2 separate regions of the Homo sapiens genome follow, and region 1 is linked to region 2. The links are chromatin loops, found by intact Hi-C in ENCODE. Cell type or tissue: IMR-90. All regions are shown on one strand. Each heading gives the region's core, and the rest is flanking DNA. Links, peaks and the distances in the headings are about the cores only. Region 1 overlaps TBX3 (T-box transcription factor 3). Region 2 holds the start of TBX5 (T-box transcription factor 5).

What was found. A loop is a pair of places that touch in the nucleus more often than their neighbours do. Peaks named below come from ENCODE experiments on the same cell type or tissue, not always from the same donor. Only the 100,000 strongest peaks of a DNase experiment are listed, where the experiment ranks them.
Region 1: a loop joins it to region 2, with 8 times the contacts of the local background. A loop is called at or near these places in 4 of 110 quality-filtered maps.

The regions. Positions count from the first base shown.
Region 1 is chr12:114,669,771-114,676,823 of GRCh38, reverse strand. TBX3 (T-box transcription factor 3) reads left to right here. Exons shown (of 7, transcript NM_005996.4): 5 at 354-511; 6 at 1,989-2,659; 7 at 4,522-6,569. The coding sequence ends at 4,983. Among named protein-coding and RNA genes, the nearest start is that of TBX3-AS1, 9.0 kb to the left of the region's middle. RefSeq lists enhancers at 591-1,092, 4,193-4,752, 4,753-5,313. In IMR-90, for the core only: no CTCF peak of the experiment used is centred there; DNase peaks (open chromatin) are centred at 1,353, 1,933, 3,343 and 4,483; H3K4me3 peaks cover 2,868 bases; H3K27ac peaks cover 4,546 bases.
Region 2 is chr12:114,400,600-114,407,652 of GRCh38, reverse strand. It overlaps TBX5 (T-box transcription factor 5), which reads left to right and starts at 1,509. Exons shown (of 9, transcript NM_181486.4): 1 at 1,509-2,025; 2 at 3,717-3,901; 3 at 5,733-5,827. The coding sequence starts at 3,755. RefSeq lists enhancers at 1,082-1,582, 1,621-2,307. In IMR-90, for the core only: a CTCF peak has its summit at 4,469; DNase peaks (open chromatin) are centred at 3,412, 3,752, 4,422, 6,462 and 1 weaker place; H3K4me3 peaks cover 4,582 bases; H3K27ac peaks cover 4,799 bases.

The sequences.
Region 1 (7,053 bases), core at 842-5,841, 270 kb before region 2:
GGCAGTCCAGCTGTCTCTGACTAGATCCAGCCTCTTCTCCTGCTTTTAAATAAAATTTCACAGCCCAAGCAAATGCCTTTTCCTAATGAAACCCCATCTTGAATAAATGCAACTGAAGCCTCCTTCCTTTCTCCCTAACCCTCTGCCACACTCTTCAGCCCAGTTAGAGGGTCAAGGACAAAGCTTGGGTCTATGTGGCTGCCCTGGGGCAAGCAGATTTCAGTGAATTAGCGTTGTCCCTGGGCAGCAGGCAGGGTGTGAGGTATGTGTGTGCCGCTTTGGAAAGGGTAAGGGAAACAAAGAGGGGAAATGTATGTTACATTCTGTAACCTGGGTGTGGGCTTCTGCCACAGAAAACAGCTCACCCTGCAGTCCATGAGGGTGTTTGATGAAAGACACAAAAAGGAGAATGGGACCTCTGATGAGTCCTCCAGTGAACAAGCAGCTTTCAACTGCTTCGCCCAGGCTTCTTCTCCAGCCGCCTCCACTGTAGGGACATCGAACCTCAAAGGTAAACCATGTCACCTTTGTGATCACTGGACTCCAGTCCCTCGTGGCCTGGAAGAGTTGAAGGGGGATGGGGCACCAACCAGGGCACTTGCCCTTTAAAAGCTAGAAGCCTTCTAAACATCCTTAAACAGAAGCCAGAGTTCAAAAAGGGCTATCAGGTGTGTCTCCCCTTCCCCGCTAAGGCAGTAGAAGGAGAGCACAGAGGCCTTTCTCCCAGATCCTTATTTGGCTGGTGGGGAGGGGAGGTGGGTGTCTGTTTGCATACTACCTCTTGGCAAGCAGCTTTGAAAACTTGCTTGAAGCGCTTCTCTCTTTTCTCTCTGTCTCTGTTTCTTTCTCCTCCCATTCTCTCCAACCAACAGAGGCTCCAACTGCTGACTTTTCACTGTCTTTGAACTCTAGGTTACAATGTGTTGGACTGGGTGGGGGGGAAGCAAGGGACTCTGCCACCTGGAACCGAGAAGGTGGCCTAGAAAACATCCAGCTATAAAGCAACAATTGACCTGGGAGAGGAGGTGGAGCACTGGGGATCTGCGGTGGGGGTAGAGCTGGGGGAGGTGGGTGAGGAGTGGACAAGATGGCTCAAATCCCCCCTCAGTTACCTGTGTTTAAAGAGCAAGCAGTATTTATTTGGAAAGACACACACACACACACACACACACACACACACACACACACACTCTCAACGGGAAGAAACCTGTTTTTTAGTGAAATAAAATGCAAGTCCTTTATGTCTTCAATCCATTTAAGCTTTAAACATAAAATAGGATCCCTTTTTCTTTTCTTCTGGTGGAACACCCACAGAGGGTGTGGTAAAAGCGAAAAAAGAATCTATGATCGTCCCCGGGCTGTGAGCCATCTGTCCGACACTCATCTCTCTCTGCAGGGACTGGGGCAAATACAAACGGTTCAACTGAGTACTGGTGTTGAAGGACAGGTGTCCGTTCTGCCATTATCAATTCAGATGTCAGGGTTCTTGCCAAACAAATCCTTCCAGAGTAATTCACAAATTTGTGGAAGGTGCTGCTCTCTGTCATTCACTGATTTTTTGATAGTAATTAGAATATGTTCCAGCTGTGAGTTTTAATGTTACTTTTTACTTTTAAAAAGTTAATTTGCAATCGAATGGGGAGATGCATGTGAAATCTGCCACTGTAGGAACTCAAAAAAAGAAGTAAAATTCATTAAAATAAGAAGAGCTACTGATTAGGGGATTGTCCATCTAAGGGAAAGTTTAAACTCTGGGTAAATACTTTAAATTCATAATCGCTTATTGAATTTTCCAGCAATGTTGTTGGGCACGATTATCCCCATTTTGCAGATGACAACACTGAGGTGCAGAGAGGCTAAGGGGCTTTCCCCGGGATTACACAGCCACTAAGCCACGAGCTGGGATTCCAACTTGGGAACTGGAGTTCCGTTGGCTCATACTGGAGATAACGCCCTTCTGCCTTGGTTTTTTCCTTCGCCTGTGGTAGATTTATGTCCCAGCGAGGGTGAGAGCGACGCCGAGGCCGAGAGCAAAGAGGAGCATGGCCCCGAGGCCTGCGACGCGGCCAAGATCTCCACCACCACGTCGGAGGAGCCCTGCCGTGACAAGGGCAGCCCCGCGGTCAAGGCTCACCTTTTCGCTGCTGAGCGGCCCCGGGACAGCGGGCGGCTGGACAAAGCGTCGCCCGACTCACGCCATAGCCCCGCCACCATCTCGTCCAGCACTCGCGGCCTGGGCGCGGAGGAGCGCAGGAGCCCGGTTCGCGAGGGCACAGCGCCGGCCAAGGTGGAAGAGGCGCGCGCGCTCCCGGGCAAGGAGGCCTTCGCGCCGCTCACGGTGCAGACGGACGCGGCCGCCGCGCACCTGGCCCAGGGCCCCCTGCCTGGCCTCGGCTTCGCCCCGGGCCTGGCGGGCCAACAGTTCTTCAACGGGCACCCGCTCTTCCTGCACCCCAGCCAGTTTGCCATGGGGGGCGCCTTCTCCAGCATGGCGGCCGCTGGCATGGGTCCCCTCCTGGCCACGGTTTCTGGGGCCTCCACCGGTGTCTCGGGCCTGGATTCCACGGCCATGGCCTCTGCCGCTGCGGCGCAGGGACTGTCCGGGGCGTCCGCGGCCACCCTGCCCTTCCACCTCCAGCAGCACGTCCTGGCCTCTCAGGTATGGATCCTTCTTCCTGCCTCCACCAGTCTTTCCACCTTTCGTCCAGTTTCCCTGTCCTTTGCCAGCAGACCCTCACCCGATCCCTTTGGCCTAGTAGCTGTAATAATTTTTACTGAGCCATTACCGGGTTCAAGGCTTAGCTCATGGAGTTATTATGACTTCATTCTCCCCATTCACCCCAAAAATCTTTAAAATTTTTCCGAAGTTAAAGGCTGTTTCCAGCAGAGTAGATAGGTAGTAACAAAGATAACAGCTGGACACAGCACTTACTTTCAGGCATTCTTCTAAGTGCTTGCTCTGTATTGACTCATTTGACCTAACCCTTCAGGGGTACTATTATCACCTCCACTTTACAGATGAAGGCGAAGACGCCCAGAGATGTTGAGTGACTTGTCCAAGGTCACACAGCGGGTACATGGTGGAGCTGAGACTCAACCCCAGGCTATCTGACTCCAGGGCCTCTTTGAGGGTTTCTGATTTTAGCTTCAGAGCTGACATGTCTCTTAAGTGTCTCATAGCCAACCCTTCCCCAGGAATGGGACTCTAGGCCTGGGGAGGGGAAGTGACTACTTCCTGAGTAGGAGTTCAGTCTTGATTCCTCCAGCCTTTCCTCCCAGTTCGAAGCTCTTCTCCCCACCCCCAACCCCAAGCAGGCCAGCCTATTCCTCGAAGGGTTAATGGTTTGTGCACACGTGGGAAATGTCAGAGGACAGGGATAAGCAGGGACTGGGGCAGGCCTGGAGGCCTGTGTGTGGCTCAGACAGCTGTGCTGGGGGGAGGTCTCAGGCGGCTGGAAACACCCTGAACTCGATGAAAAGGTTCTATGAGGTTTTGCATGCTGTTGCCTTTTGTTTTGTCTGAGCACATTCGTCTGGTCTCCCTTCCCTGCGCCAAGAAACCAGATTGGCCTCCCCACTCCAGGGAGGAGGGAGCTGAGGAAAGGCTTGGCTTCTGGCATTTCTCAATTCCTCCCATCTCCTCTGCTGGCTTCTCCGGGAGACCCTGTCCTAGGTGGGCAGGTGGTTGGTACACCAAGGACTACCTGAACAGACAAAACCTTAAGGGCACCTCAAGGCATGATGCAGAGAACTGGCCCAGGCCAGGGTGCCTGCATCTTAAATGCTGCTTCTGCCAATTCCCAGCTTAGTGCACTCCTGAACTCCTGCGGCCTACCTCGGCTTCTCACCTGGAACACCAGTGAATCATGCTGGACGATTTCTTTGTCTCTGTTTATAACAAATGCCCTTTTTCCCTCCCCCAGCCCCAGTTTCCTTTTGCTTAAGATCTTCACTGTCTGTTTTTTTTGTTTTGTTTTGTTTTGTTTGGAGAAACTTCTAGGATTGGGGTGGGAGGATGGGGGTTGGGGAAGAAGAAAGATTTAAAAAATTATTCCTACTAATTTATGTCCTCCGGCTTCCCCTTGGTTACCTCTGTGGGGTAAACTGAATCTGTATCCCCATTTAACAGGTGCAAGGAGATTTCCTGGGGGCTGCACACACTGTGTGCAGCATATTGCAGGCTTTCACTCATTTAATATCTACAAAGTCCTCAATAAGTATATGAATTACTTATGATTTCCCTGTTTTTTCTTCCTATAAGGAAGCTGAGGCACAAGTTAATCAAAGTCTCTTGGCCTAGGGTGACACAGCTAAGATTTGTACCTAGAGATTTCTGAGTGTTGACTTCTCTCCTGCCCCCACCTATCTCCCCCCCCAAAAAAAAAAACACAACAACAACAACAACAGAACATACCAGGGATTCATGGCTTGCCCAATGTTGGAGGGGGAGAAGAGAGGAGAGGGATGAGATAAGCTCCTCCCACCCGGCTGACTCGCTGTGTGTCTCTTTTCTCACCCCAGGGCCTGGCCATGTCCCCTTTCGGAAGCCTGTTCCCTTACCCCTACACGTACATGGCCGCAGCGGCGGCCGCCTCCTCTGCGGCAGCCTCCAGCTCGGTGCACCGCCACCCCTTCCTCAATCTGAACACCATGCGCCCGCGGCTGCGCTACAGCCCCTACTCCATCCCGGTGCCGGTCCCGGACGGCAGCAGTCTGCTCACCACCGCCCTGCCCTCCATGGCGGCGGCCGCGGGGCCCCTGGACGGCAAAGTCGCCGCCCTGGCCGCCAGCCCGGCCTCGGTGGCAGTGGACTCGGGCTCTGAACTCAACAGCCGCTCCTCCACGCTCTCCTCCAGCTCCATGTCCTTGTCGCCCAAACTCTGCGCGGAGAAAGAGGCGGCCACCAGCGAACTGCAGAGCATCCAGCGGTTGGTTAGCGGCTTGGAAGCCAAGCCGGACAGGTCCCGCAGCGCGTCCCCGTAGACCCGTCCCAGACACGTCTTTTCATTCCAGTCCAGTTCAGGCTGCCGTGCACTTTGTCGGATATAAAATAAACCACGGGCCCGCCATGGCGTTAGCCCTTCCTTTTGCAGTTGCGTCTGGGAAGGGGCCCCGGACTCCCTCGAGAGAATGTGCTAGAGACAGCCCCTGTCTTCTTGGCGTGGTTTATATGTCCGGGATCTGGATCAGATTCTGGGGGCTCAGAAACGTCGGTTGCATTGAGCTACTGGGGGTAGGAGTTCCAACATTTATGTCCAGAGCAACTTCCAGCAAGGCTGGTCTGGGTCTCTGCCCACCAGGCGGGGAGGTGTTCAAAGACATCTCCCTCAGTGCGGATTTATATATATATTTTTCCTTCACTGTGTCAAGTGGAAACAAAAACAAAATCTTTCAAAAAAAAAATCGGGACAAGTGAACACATTAACATGATTCTGTTTGTGCAGATTAAAAACTTTATAGGGACTTGCATTATCGGTTCTCAATAAATTACTGAGCAGCTTTGTTTGGGGAGGGAAGTCCCTACCATCCTTGTTTAGTCTATATTAAGAAAATCTGTGTCTTTTTAATATTCTTGTGATGTTTTCAGAGCCGCTGTAGGTCTCTTCTTGCATGTCCACAGTAATGTATTTGTGGTTTTTATTTTGAACGCTTGCTTTTAGAGAGAAAACAATATAGCCCCCTACCCTTTTCCCAATCCTTTGCCCTCAAATCAGTGACCCAAGGGAGGGGGGGATTTAAAGGGAAGGAGTGGGCAAAACACATAAAATGAATTTATTATATCTAAGCTCTGTAGCAGGATTCATGTCGTTCTTTGACAGTTCTTTCTCTTTCCTGTATATGCAATAACAAGGTTTTAAAAAAATAATAAAGAAGTGAGACTATTAGACAAAGTATTTATGTAATTATTTGATAACTCTTGTAAATAGGTGGAATATGAATGCTTGGAAAATTAAACTTTAATTTATTGACATTGTACATAGCTCTGTGTAAATAGAATTGCAACTGTCAGGTTTTGTGTTCTTGTTTTCCTTTAGTTGGGTTTATTTCCAGGTCACAGAATTGCTGTTAACACTAGAAAACACACTTCCTGCACCAACACCAATACCCTTTCAAAAGAGTTGTCTGCAACATTTTTGTTTTCTTTTTTAATGTCCAAAAGTGGGGGAAAGTGCTATTTCCTATTTTCACCAAAATTGGGGAAGGAGTGCCACTTTCCAGCTCCACTTCAAATTCCTTAAAATATAACTGAGATTGCTGTGGGGAGGGAGGAGGGCAGAGGCTGCGGTTTGACTTTTTAATTTTTCTTTTGTTATTTGTATTTGCTAGTCTCTGATTTCCTCAAAACGAAGTGGAATTTACTACTGTTGTCAGTATCGGTGTTTTGAATTGGTGCCTGCCTATAGAGATATATTCACAGTTCAAAAGTCAGGTGCTGAGAGATGGTTTAAAGACAAATTCATGAAGGTATATTTTGTGTTATAGTTGTTGATGAGTTCTTTGGTTTTCTGTATTTTTCCCCCTCTCTTTAAAACATCACTGAAATTTCAATAAATTTTTATTGAAATGTCTTTGGGCCTTGTGTTAAATGTTTTTTCTTTGGGAACCTTTCCTGAAGATGGACAGTCAGGGGAGGGTTTAGTATCTTCTTGTTCTGAGTTTACCCCCTTCCCTTCGCCTTTAAATAATTAAGACCGCCCCCAGCGAACCAAAATGAGATGTCACTCAAGTTACAAAGCTAAAAACAAAAGTCCCTTACTTGAGCGAAGGGAGCCACTTCAATCTGAAATTACTTTTCCTTTAAATTAGGGAGCAAAGCAGGGAGACGGAAAGGGGCCTGATGAGAATACAGAAAGAAGGGTAATTTCAGATACTTTTAAGTTTTAATGGAAAAAGACTGATGTGCTCCCTAAGTCAGGTTTTCCCACCCGAATCCGACCAAAAGTAAGCTCGGCAAGTACGAATGTTTTTCGTTTTAAGCTCGCCCTCAGTTTTGACATCAATCTGGCGAATCCAAGTCGAAAATACCTTCTTGCACCAGTGTGTTTGGCTCGG
Region 2 (7,053 bases), core at 1,656-6,655:
TGGATTCTCTCGAAAGGTTTGAAAATCCCTATTTTGCTTGGTGGCCCAGACCATCTGTGCTCAATGAGCTAAGCAAATCTGGCTGGGCTATTACCTGGGAGAGTCCAGATTTTTCCTCTCTGGAGGGGCCTGAAGATTATTTATGGGAATTAATTTTATCCCCAAATCTCTGAGAACTTAAAGGGATTGGGAAGGTCTTTCTGGATTTCCCTTTCCCTCTACTGGAGATGTAGCGGTTCAGCCTTCTTCCGATGCCATGTTTGTTTTTCGTGTCTTCGGCCTAGGGTCGCCTTGCCAGCAAGCCTAAAGGCCTCCAAGCTGACTTGGAGGGTGAGGGTGTTTTCACAAATAAATACATCGCCTGGGCAAAGGGAAAATATCTGTTTGCAAACAAACCTGGAAGGTGGAGTGAGCACCATAGCAAAGGAGGGCTGGCTTTCTCCCCGGTTGCCCCACATTCAGGGTTGGAGATTCTCCACTTTGGCATTTTGCAGCAATGGCCTGGCCTGGGATTTTAGCAGAGCAGTCACAGAGGGTTACACAGCTGCTGACCTCGGGGCATTTCTCCTCCCTCCATCCCTTTCTCCAGACCTTGACTTGCAGGCCCAAGTCTCTTATCAGAACCCTAGAAAAATCAGTATGATGGGGGTACAGGAGGTAAGGATGGGAAACAGAACAGGACTCCTGACATTTACTCCAAGCACCAATATTCGGTGTCCCAATCTGGGTCTGCTCAGACTGAGACCTACTGACTGTGTTTGTGCTTTTATTGACCTCTTCAACTCACCCTAAAAAAAAAAAATACATCTCAGAGAGGGAAAGGGCAAGGAGAGGAGACCAGTGGAGATGAAAACCCTAGCCAGTCCCCAGTGACTGTTTGATTATTTTAATAAAACTGGGCACTGCCTTGTGTACACCTGGAGCAGGGGACGTCTGGTGGCCCCACTGGGTGGGGGGTGAGGGCCCGCAGCGATTTCTTAGCATCTTTGATCTCGGCCCCCATCCCAATGCACCTTCACCCTGCCTTCACCCCAGAGTCGTTGAGAGTAGGGGTGATGAGTAGGGGGTGGAGGGGAGATGTCAGGAAGGCGAGCGCCGGCCAGGCGGGGTCAGGCAGCTCTCCTTCTCGAGGTCAGCGTTGGAGAGAATGTCTGCAAGGCTGCGGAGGCCCGCGGTGTGTTTGTGTGTGTGCGTCCAGACTCGGTTCTCTGCACCGCCAGCGTCACTGAGATTACTTCCCGATTAGAAGCCGACCGCGTTTGAAATGATTTGTGCAGGAGTTTTTGCAGCCACCGCTTGCTCAGAGAAGCAGAGATGGATGGAGGTTGGGAAAGGGGTAGAGAGGAGGGAGTTATTGCAGGTCTGTGTTGAGAGTCGTATTGTGATTTGAGTGTTCGGGAAATCTAGTGGAAATTTGGGGTGGGGGGAAGGGAGGACGGGAGGGTGGGAGGGAGAGAGAAGGGGGAGGGCGACAGAGTGCAGTGGGAGCTAGTTGGATAGGCGATTTCAGTACTTTGTGAGCATCGAGGCAACCCAACGTCACTGTGCTCAGCTGAGTTGGCTTGTATTTCAGAGAGAGAGAGAGAGGGAGAGAGAGTGAGAGAGACTGACTCTTACCTCGAATCCGGGAACTTTAATCCTGAAAGCTGCGCTCAGAAAGGACTTCGACCATTCACTGGGCTTCCAACTTTCCCTCCCTGGGGGTGTAAAGGAGGAGCGGGGCACTGAGATTATATGGTTGCCGGTGCTCTTGGAGGCTATTTTGTGTTCTTTGGCGCTTGCCAACTGGGAAGTATTTAGGGAGAGCAAGCGCACAGCAGAGGAGGTGTGTGTTGGAGGTGGGCAGTCGCCGCGGAGGCTCCAGCGGTAGGTGCGCCCTAGTAGGCAGCAGTAGCCGCTATTCTGGGTAAGCAGTAAACCCCGCATAAACCCCGGAGCCACCATGCCTGCTCCCCCGCCTCACCGCCGGCTTCCCTGCTAGGAGCAGCAGAGGATGTGGTGAATGCACCGGCTTCACCGAACGAGGTAACCGTCCCGGCAGATGGCCCGGGAGGCTCAGGAGGGAGCTCGTCGGCCGAGTCGGCTGGGGCGGCGGGAATGGCGGATTCCAGCCCGGCTTTGCATTCTGCAGAGCACAGCTTGCAGAGATTTTGCGCGGCTCGGAGCTCCCCGGCAAATGGAGTCTGGGAGGCCGCCGCGGCTGGCGGAGCGGCATTGAGGTTTGCAGAAGCACGGCCTGGTTCTGTCAAACCGCATCTTGTTCGCCTCCGCCAGCCCAGAGCTCCCCGGGACCCTGGCGAGGGCGCGGGGTAGGATTCTCCCCGCGGCCGGCAGTGAATGGGAGCGCGTGTAGGGGCGCCAGCCCTGCTTTCTTTTGTTGTGAGTAGGCAGCGGGGCTCCAGTCGCCGCCTCCCTGAAGCCCCGAGAACGAGGCGAAGAAAGCTGCTTGCAAGTCAGGCCTCAGAAGCTGTCCTTCTCCTCGGCCCCATTTCTAGATCTCTGGCCACAGCAGGTCAGGGTGGGATCTGGCCGCTTGCTTAAGCAGCTGCTGAGGTTTTGGGGGACCATCGCTTGTGCCCGCTTCCCAAAGTCTTCCCGTTCTAGGGGGAATTCCTACTTGCGTATAGAAGAGATTGGAAGGAGATCAGAGAGCAGGAGACAGGCTCATCGGGCTTGAACAGCTCTGCGGCAGTTATTTTGTGTGTTCTAAGCTCATACGCCTGCAAACCCGGGCCGTTCTATGCATTGCGGGGACCCGGGCTGCAGATTCAATGTCTCCAGCCTAGGACTTATCCGAGAATGATTTTGTCCTCGCCAATCCTGAGCCTGAGCCTGCAGTTTTAGCAGGCCAGGCCTGGCTGAAGTTCAGAGAAACCCCTTTCGGCCTGGTCACTCCACAAAATGCCCGCCATCCCCCGCCCGGCATCAGAGCGCTGGTGGCGGGCACCCAGTGACGAGCCTTCCTCGGAACGGCTGCACGGTGACTTTCTTCATCTAGTCTTCTGTTTGGCTACTTTTTATCTTTTAACGAATCTTACTTAAGGTTGGGATAAAGAAAAGGATGTTTAATTTTAAAGGACTTTTAATGTTAAGGCCTGTAACTGGTAAAAGGTGTATATGAATTCTCTTTTGAACCTAGTCTCAATCTGCACAACCTTCCCCTTCTGTGTTTTTCTTTTTGCAAGAGGCGGGTTATTTCACACATTTCTGCCTGCTGCAGAAAACTATTCCTCTTGTGAGGTTTAATAAAAAGAGTTTCGACGGCATCTTGTAATTTGGCGAAGAAAGAAATTCTCTAAAGGACACTGGGTTTTTGTTTTGTTTTGTTTTTGGTTCCTACCCAGTGGCTTCCAAAAATACCCACGCCTTATCTTTATTGGCTCTTCCAGAAGTCCAGACAAATTTGACGGGCAGCTTGCTTATCACGGAGAGCCTGCGCAGGGGAGATGCGGGCCTCACCTTCTCCGGGTCTGACGCGGGTCTTTTGCAAGAAGTTGTGCCTGCTTATAAAGTAATAGTAATACTACTAGGAATACTAGTAACAGTAATAATTCTAGGGCCTTCTGCAGTCACCTTCGGCTGGGAACGGAGGTGCTGGTAGCTGGAAACTGGGGGCCAAACTGCTCCCTCCTGTCACTAGAATTGTGCTCTCCAACCTTTCTCTCGTTCTCTCTCTGTCCTCCCCACCCCCATCTCCCCCTGCTTCTTGTCCTCAGAGCAGAACCTTGCGCGGGCACAGGGCCCTGGGCGCACCATGGCCGACGCAGACGAGGGCTTTGGCCTGGCGCACACGCCTCTGGAGCCTGACGCAAAAGACCTGCCCTGCGATTCGAAACCCGAGAGCGCGCTCGGGGCCCCCAGCAAGTCCCCGTCGTCCCCGCAGGCCGCCTTCACCCAGCAGGTAAGGAGACCTCGCGCTTCGGGTCCCTTTGCAGAGATCAAAGTCAGAGTCTGGCTTTCCTGCTCGGCTTCTCTTGCGGGGACAGAACAAAAACAAAATAAAAAAACCCCAAAACGAACCCAACGACTATAATCATCCCTTTTCCTTTTTATTCCCACTCAGTTCCACCTTTCTCTGCCCTGTCTCCCCAAATGCTAGCGTATTGCCATCTACTTTATTGTGACGGTTATCTTTACGGCCAAAGGATTTTTGAAATCTATTTAAATTGTTCGAGAAATCTCAATTATCCGGCCGTTTGGGGTCAGCTAACAATGGCCTAGATAATTCCTTTCCCTCTGCACTATGTGTAGAATCGGCCCCCAGCATCTTAATAAGGGCCAGGTCAGCGGCCGATTCAGGCCGGCATGAGCGATGGCTTGACCCCTCTTCTGATCTTCCGTAGCCTTCGCCTCCTCCCGCCTCCTCCTGCCTCCTCCTGCCTCCTCCGCGCCGCCGACTAGACCCGCGCGCCGCACCATTTGTCTTGCGGTCGGGGCCTGGCTGGCTGGCGCGCCATCACCGGCCGCTGGGAGCGCACAGAGCTCTGCCCGGAGGGCACCAGGAGCCTCGGGTTCGCCAGGCTACAACCTGGGCCCAGGCAGAGGGAGGAGCCTCACCTTGCGCTCTGCGCCCAAAACCCAGGACGCACTGGGCGCTCAAGTCGGCCCCTCAGTAGATCCTGGTAATTTTTAAATAAGGTGTCACATGGGGTGAAACGGGGTGACGACCAGAAGAGACACTTACACATGGCTAAAATCCTGCCTTGGGATTTCGATCCCTTCCTGGCTTTTCCCGGCTTCTCTCTTTGGCCTTTAAGTTTCAGGAAAACGTGTGTATATTTGTAGAGAAGCAGAGAGCGTGAACACAGTTTAGGAAACTTAGGGATTTTTTTTTTTCTTTTAAGGAAAAGCAAACCCACTTTTTAGACTGTTGTAAATTATTCCAAAATGAAGAGTTTGTGTGTGCATGTATGTGTGTGTGCACATATGTATATATATGTATATATATACATTTGCATCGGTTCTGTAAATTTAGTTTTAGCTGAAAGCCAAAATGTTAAATGGCATCAGGCGTGTCCTATAATCAAAATAGCTGGATGTGAATGGAACTACTTGTAGAGAGAGCCTGGAAGGTTTGTTAATATAGATATTTAGGATTAATTATCCTTCTGGACTGTAAGAATATATGATAATACAAACATTTTTAGGTTTCAAAATTCATGTATGTTCAGGTTTGCACTCACCATGGTCGAGAATAAGCAAGTATTTGCACATCTGTATGTTTGATGTGTGGGCATCTGAGTGTCTACATGAGAATATTCTGAGTGGTTTTCTAGATTAGGTTCCTAGTTTTTCTAAATTAGGTTTTTTATCTATCCCCCCCACCCATCTCAGGTGAAGTGGATTGAAATTGGCTCTGGTTTTTTTTTTTTGGTTTGTTTGTTTGGTTGGTTTTTTCTTATTCCGGTCCTCCTCAGTGACATTCCGGAGCACCCTGATGGTGGGTGATCACTCCATAGCCTTGTGCTGATGGCATTAGAAGCAGACAATACAGCACTGTGGGTTCAAGTGGTTGTTGCAACCCTCAGGGATTCAGCCTACATAGGGATCCCTGGGCAGAGGCTGTTGGGTGCTCCAGATAATTCTGCAGTGGGCTGAAGCCACTTTTTACTCTCTGAGACCACAGGCTCCAGCGGGAAGGAGGAGCAGTCTCTGTGTTTTGGGGGAGTTTGGGGAAGGAATGCCCACTACTGCCAGGGCTTGTTAGTGTGACTTTTTTCTCCTTCTTGCAGGGCATGGAGGGAATCAAAGTGTTTCTCCATGAAAGAGAACTGTGGCTAAAATTCCACGAAGTGGGCACGGAAATGATCATAACCAAGGCTGGAAGGTGAGATGGTTTGTTGTGTAGAGAGAGGGACGAGGAGAAATTGTGGGAGAGGTGAAGAAGAAAAGGTGGCTTGGAAGAGAAGAAGGAAGGAAAGGGGCAAAAGGAGAGGGAATATAGAGAAAGAAGAGAAAGGAGAGGAGAGGAGAGAGAGAGCGAAAGATAGATCCTGGTTAAAGAGGCACAAGGAGATTCCTCCATTGATCTCTCCTAGGATGGAGGAAATACTCCAGAAGTTCAAGCCCGGAAACTGGGCATTTCTCCCACCTCACATATAGAAAGAATAAAGAGCTTGGGAGGCCGTGCTATCTGGATTCGTAATGAGGGAAAGAGAGAAGAGGGAAAGGAGAAAACAGAAAACAGAGACCCAGAGAAGACAGAGTCTAGAAGGTTTTTGGGTTTCAGGGATCTTGGACTTTATCTTTACTCCAATCCTCATTCCCACCCTCCCTGACCTTGGAGTGGCTCCAGGGTCCCACCCGATTGTCAAACTCTGAATCGTTGGATGTATTCGCTACCTCTTTCATTGTTTATAGAAAGCAGGCGAAGCCTTTAAAACTGAACCGGGGCTCGGCCGGGCTCTATATACAGACACCAATAAACACGGCAGCTTCGCCAAGACACTCGCCCCGGAGTTCCCCTTAAAAGCTCGCAGAGTTTTAGCTAGAAATGCTAGACTTCTGGGGGAGGAGGAAGGAGAGTGGTGCAGCTCTGTATGTCAGTGTGAGTGTGTGAGCATGTGCACGCGCGCGCCCAGGCCTGGGGACGTCCTGGCCACATCCCTACCCGTGCTGGACGGGTCTTCCGCGTCCCGCAAAGCAAAAAGCCAGAGGATGCCCCGAGCAGGCGTGTGGAGCAGGCGAACGGTAGGCCCAAGCCACCGAGTGTGTGAAGGGGGAGGGTGGAGCCGCCTTTCCAGACGCCCCCCGCCCCCGTTCTCCAGCCGAAGCCTCCCTCAATAAACTGACAACAGTGACATTTATTATTATTTAAAATTAAACAAAGTCTGCTCCCCGCTCGGCCCAAGGCCTGAGTGAACTAGGAGGCGCGTTCTGTTTATATCAACGAACTGCAGTCCTCTTCCTATTCCCCCAGGAAGGAAAGACACGTCCGAGTCCCTCTTTCCCCCCGAGCCTGAGCCGTGAGGATTTAACTATAAAAGGCCTGCGAAGTCTTCTGCGCCTCCGCCTCCGGGCGCGCTCGCTCAGGCTGATAAACACTGCGAGGCT